Regions from separate parts of the Homo sapiens genome. Here region 2 is linked to region 1. A link is a contact called in ENCODE Hi-C or POLR2A ChIA-PET data. All regions are on one chromosome and are shown on one strand. Each heading gives the region's core, a stretch centred on a gene start or an enhancer-like site at or near the end of the contact. The rest is flanking DNA. Distances are from core to core; before and after follow the strand shown. Region 1 holds the start of YPEL3-DT (YPEL3 divergent transcript). Region 2 has its middle 17 kb from the start of CORO1A.

What was found. Hi-C counts contacts between places; a loop is a spot of excess contacts on that map. ChIA-PET counts read pairs that join two places held with the same protein, here RNA polymerase II (POLR2A). Pooled maps may share reads with other maps.
Region 2: a pooled map shows a loop between it and region 1 (6-fold over the local background). The contact joins the enhancer-like site here to the promoter of YPEL3-DT in region 1. A Hi-C loop is called at or near these places in 2 of 168 maps with a recorded cell type or tissue (B cell and IMR-90) and 5 of 50 pooled maps. POLR2A ChIA-PET finds 5 or more read pairs at or near these places in 11 of 52 experiments (CD4-positive, alpha-beta T cell, K562, OCI-LY7 and 7 more).

The regions. Positions count from the first base shown.
Region 1 is chr16:30,095,037-30,097,736 of GRCh38, forward strand. It overlaps YPEL3-DT (YPEL3 divergent transcript), which reads left to right and starts at 1,394. Exons shown (of 2, transcript NR_135192.1): 1 at 1,394-2,383. YPEL3 (yippee like 3) reads right to left here and starts at 1,177. Exons shown (of 4, transcript NM_031477.5): 1 at 216-1,177; 2 at 67-110. The coding sequence starts at 446. RefSeq lists an enhancer at 997-1,603 and silencers at 1,074-1,423, 1,484-1,553, 1,574-1,623.
Region 2 is chr16:30,165,096-30,167,795 of GRCh38, forward strand. No RefSeq gene overlaps it. Among named protein-coding and RNA genes, the nearest start is that of CORO1A, 17 kb to the right of the region's middle. RefSeq lists an enhancer at 991-1,250. Within about 2 kb of position 1,281, at least 6 of the 41 ENCODE cell types and tissues checked have a DNase peak (open chromatin) inside an H3K27ac peak, as active enhancers do; they include B cell, where a contact is called at or near this core.

The DNA of each region.
Region 1 (2,700 bases), core at 144-2,643:
AGGATGCCAGGGGTCACAGGTCACAACAGAGGTCAGGGAAAGCAAGAAGGGAGGCCAGATACTCACACTGAGTTGAAGAGGTAGGCACGCCCCTGACTGCCCTGGAAGGACTAAAGGGTGAGAGGGTGGGAAGAGAGGAGGGGGTCAGGGCTGCCGGTGGGGAGCTGCCAGGCAGCCCCTATAGGTTCCAGCCCCACTGTGGCCTGGTTGGTTACCTTGGAGATGAGGTCGTCGTGGTTGGCCAGGTGAGCGCGGCAGTGGGCACAGCTATACCTCCGGTGACAATCATCCAAGTAGGCCTGAAACGTCTTGGGCTTTGAAATCCGCACCATGGCGGGGGCCGGGGGCAGTGGCCCCACGCGGGGAGCGGCCCACGGGGAGCAGAGGGAGCCCAGTGCCTGCCGGGGAGGGAGTAGGTGGGCTGTCAGGACCTGGGCCACACACATGCGAGGCACTCCCAGAGCCGTGGGGACTCGCTCTGTCACACTGGGCTGCTCTCTCCTTTCCCCAGAGCCAGCAGCCTCTCCGGGGACCAGAGGCGTCTCGGTTTTGACTCAGTGAGGAGGCCTCAGGTTGCATCCATGGGGAAACTGAGGCTCGGAGGTGCCCAGGGTGAGTCACCCGCCTGCTTCCGGCCTCACCCTTGCTGACCTGGCAGCTGAAGCTGGAGGAAGGGGCTTTGGAGGGGCTGGGCTGTCAGTTCCCAGTTTCGGGGGAGCATGGGCGGGTAGGCACTGGTTGGTCCTTGCGACCTCATCTGGAGAGCAGTGGGGTTCACTGGTGGTTTAGGGGGTTCATCGGGGAGAGGGTCCCCCACCTGGAGGAGGTAGGAGGCCTCGCCGTGAAGGTTGAGGGTCACCTAGGAGGGGAGGGGCTCTCACCTGCGGGCGCCAAGGCCTCCTCTACGCTCAGGGGCTCTTACCTGCAACGCGGAGCCTTACCTGGACTCCGGGGCTCACCTGGGGCGCGGGGGTGGGGGCGGGCGCCGGGGGAGGGGGCAGTCCTCGCGGGCTGGGCAGGGGCGCGGGGCGACACGCAGCCCTGACGGCGCGGGCCTCACCTCGCCTGGGCGCGCGGGGCCCGGTCCGCCGGGGTGGGCTGGCCTGGGAGTGGGGGGCGCTCCTGGCGGGCGCCGTCCCCCCCGGGCCCGGGTTCGCAGGCGCCTGGACTTGTTTACACCGAGCCCAGCTGCTGCCGCCGCTGCGGCGGGAGGGGGAGGGGACCCGCCTCCTGTCCCGGCGGCCGCCGTGGCCAATGGGCGCTCCGCATGCAAATGAGGGGGCGCGTCACACGGCGGCCGGCGCAGGCCCCGACCGCCCCTCCCCCGCCGCCCGCTCCCGCCGGCCCGGAAATGCGGCTGCGGCCCGCGCGCCCCAGGCCTGCTCGCATTCCTGCTTGTGGCCCGCGCAGGGGCGGGGTCGGAAGGTCTAGGCCGGGCGCGGAGCGAGGAAGCGGGTGGCGCTGGGACGCATGCTCTGGGGGAGATGAGTATAATGACCCGCGTTTGTCCGCCGCCCGTGCCCCGCTCAATCCCCGCATCAATCCCGTGAGGCCGTTTCTCCCGTTGGCTCCACTGTACCGGGGGCTGAGGCCCAGGGAGGTCTCGCGGCTCCCTAGGTTATCCAGCTAGTAAGAGGCGAAGCTGGAATTCTCACTGTGGGCCCATTCCATGGCTTTTGCCAGAGCGCCAGGGACACACTCAGTTCACCTTCTAGCAGGGAAGACCCAAAGATGCGCGCCCCTGGCAGCCAGGGCGTCGGACCAGGCAATTCCTACTGTCCAGCATCACCTCCTCCAGGCCTCTCGGATGCCTCTGTTGGGACAGCTAAGTTCCTCTTCAAAGACTCAATTTCCTGGTCATAAGCTGTAAACAGATTCTACTCCCGCTTTTTCTTCTTTGTCGCACGTCTACCCTATTTGGGAAAGTTTAAACCTTAGCCAATCGGGATCAGCTCAGATTGTGCGGTCCAACCCCCCAGCCAATGGGGAAAGGACACAGAAACAGGAACTGCGTTAGGGTTAAAAACCACTTCCCTCCTTTGTTGGCGGGTGCTCTTGGGATTGCAACCAGCGCAAGCAGCACCCTTCTGCAGAAGTAAAGATGCCTTGCTGGGAAGTCTTCTGTCTCAGTGCTGGTTTTTCTTGACTACACTGAGCACTTGTTTTCAACAAATTTGAGGGTCTTCTGGGATCCCATTCTCCTTTGGGAGGGGTAGCGATTACTTTTCCTCGTGAGACACGTCCCACTGCCTTGTTGCAGTGGCCCAAGGAGCGGAGGATCGGGTCCACCCAAAGTGAGGAATAAATCCGGACTTTCAGCAACGTGGGCAGGAAGGAGCCTTAAAATTCCCAGGCAAGTGGGTAACTCTGTGCACAGACCAAGGTAAGAAAAGTTGCTACTGGGGCGACAAAGTATTTCCTTGGTGGTTGGGGTCACTTGGAGGTTGAAAGTGCATGGCTGAGACATGTCAGTGGACACGAATCGAGTGTGGAGTCCAGACTTGGTTCCATGGTCACCTCATAAGGCTTAGGGCGGTTTTCCAGTCGGGGATTATACCGACCCGCTAATGCTAAGAGGGGCCTGAAATTCCCACGAGGGAAGCGGCCAAAAAGTACGAAGCGATTATTCATATGAGTGCAAGAAACCTCCAATGGGAAAAGGGAGAGGTTAAGCCCCTAGGAAATGGGCACCAACCTCCA
Region 2 (2,700 bases), core at 31-2,530, 70 kb after region 1:
AGTAAGTGAGTAAGTAAGTAAGTAAGTAAGTAAATAAATAAATAAAAGATGGATCAGAAGAAGGTGAGATGGCCTGCAGATTACTTAGGGGGTTCCTGCAATGGTAGAAGCAACTCAACTCAGGTAGTGTCGGTAGTGATGAAGAGAAAAGGGGAGATTCAAGGTCAAGACTCCTCACTCCAGGAGGCCCTCCCTGGGGTTCTAATGGGACATGCAGGTCAGAACCAGGAAACACAGAGACAGGTTTGTACCTCAGAGACAGGCTGAGAGTCATCAGAGTTTGCAATTGAAGCTGCCTATGTGGATAAGATAGTGTGGGGAGTTTGAGTGCAATAAGAAGAGATGGAGGTGCGGGACTCACGTCTGTAATCCCAGCACTTTGGGAGGCTGAGATGGGTGGGTTGCTTAGGGCCAGGAGTTTAAGACCAGCCTGGGCAACATTATGGGACCCCCCCCGCCTCTCCAAAAACCAGAAGTATTAGCCAGGCATGGTGTTGCACGCCTTTAGTCCCAGCACTTTGGGAGGCTGAGGCAGGAGGATCGCCTGAGCCCAGGACTTTGAGGCTGCAGTGAGCTGTAATTGCACCCCTGCACTCCAGCCTGGGTGACAGAACAAGACCCTGAATCTAAATAAGTAACTAAGAGGTGGAGTCCTGGGAGGACTCTGGGTGTAATGAGTAAAGCAGAGGAAGAGACACCCCACAGGGGATTGACAGAGAAAGCCATAGAGAAAGATGAGAACAAGGGGAGGGTGCGTCGTCGCATATTCGAAAGGAACATGTTCAAGGAGGAGGCATAGTCAGTAGCATTGGATGGACACCAAAACGTGTTTGCCTGATTTGATGACCAGGAAGTTACTGGTGGCCCTGCTGAGGGCAAATCTTTTTTTTTTTTTTTTTTAATGGAGTTTCGCTCTGTCACCCAGGCTGGAGTGCAATGGCTCAATCTCGGCTCACTGCAACCTCTGTCTCCCGGGTTCAAGCGATTCTCCTGCCTCAGCCTCCCCAGTAGCTGGGATTACAGGTGTGCGCCACCACACCCAGCTAATTTTTGTGTTTTTAGTAGAGATGGGGTTTCACCATGTTGGCCAGGGTGGTCTTGAACTCCTGACCTCAGGTGATCTGCCTGCCTCAGCCTCCCAAAGTGTTGGGATAACAGGCGTGAGCCACCGGGCCTGGCTGGTGAGGGCAAATATATGTGGAATGGCGAGGGCAGAAGACAGACTCAAGTAGGTGGAAAAGTAGGAAATGAGGAAGTGGAGACAGTGAGTGTCCACCACTCTCTCAAGAAACTCACATGTGAACAATAGGAGTGAAATAGGGAAGTGGTTTGAGGTTGCCAAGTTGAGAGAGGTTCCCCCTGCACACAGGAACCTGGGTGTGTTTTATATCCTGAAAAGAGAGGGTCTGCAGAGAGAGGCCTGCCAGTAGAGGAGAAAAGGGTGAAACGATGAGGTGAGATCACTGAAGAAATGGGAGGAATGTGTCCCAAGAGGGATCGGCCTTGGGCCCAATGAGAACCATTACTTTAAAAACATTTTTTTAGAGACAGGGTCTCCTTCTGTCATCCAGGCTGGAATGCAGTGGCGCAATCATAGTTCACTGAAGCCTCCAACTCCTGGGCTCAAGGGATCCTCCTGCTTCAGCCTCCCGAGTAGTTAGGACTACAGGCACATGCCATCACACGTGGCTAATATTTTATTTTATTTATTTATTTATTTATTTGAGACAGAGTTTCGCTCTTGCTGCCCAGGCTGGAGTGCAATGGTACAATCTCAGCTCATTGCAACCTCCGCCTCCCGGGTTCAAGCAATTCTCCTGCCTCAGCCTCCCAAGTAGCTGGGATTACAGGCATGCGCCACCACGCCTGGCTAATTTTTTGTATTTAGTAGAGACAGAGTTTCACCATGTTGGTCAGGCTGATATCGAACTCCTGACCTCGGGTGATCCGCCCGCCTTGGCCTCCCAAAGTGCTGGGATTACAGGCATTAGCCACCGTGTCCAGCCCATATTTTATATTTTGTAGAAATGGAGTCTCACTATGTTGTTCAGGCTTGTCTCAATCTCCTGGCCTCAAATGATCCTCCTGCCTTGGCCTCCAGAAGTGCTGGGATTTCAGGCATGAGCCACTGTGCCCGGGCAGGAGTGCTTTCAGAATGTGAGTCAGTGCTGACCCTGCAGGTAGATGGAAGATCAGGGCCACATGAGGAGGTGCCAGGCTACCAGAGCAACCTCTTGCCAATGAAACTGTTACTTCTTTACCTGGAGACTTGTGGGGGCTCCGTGCTACTCACTGGAGAAAACTCCTTGAGAAGGCTCTGTTTGAGGTCCCCCATGCTCTGCCCCTATGGACCTTCCCAGCATTCTGACCTTTCCTCTCACCCCAAGCATCTGAGGCCCCAGCCTTGGGGGACAGCTCTCCATTCCCTAAAACGTCATGATCTTTTCCTGCCTTCATCTGAATGGCTCTTCTCCCTCCTGCCTCTCTTCTTTGCTTGGCAGACTCCTATTCAATACCTAGTTCAGGCCAGGAGCAGTGGCTCACGCCTGTAATCCCAGCACTCTGGGAGGTGAGGCAGGCGGATCACCTGAGGTCAGGAGTTTGAGACCAGCCTGGGCAGTATAGCAAGACCCCATCTCTAAAAAAATAGAAAAATTAGACAGGTGTGGTGGCTTGCACCTGGAATCCCAACACTTTGGG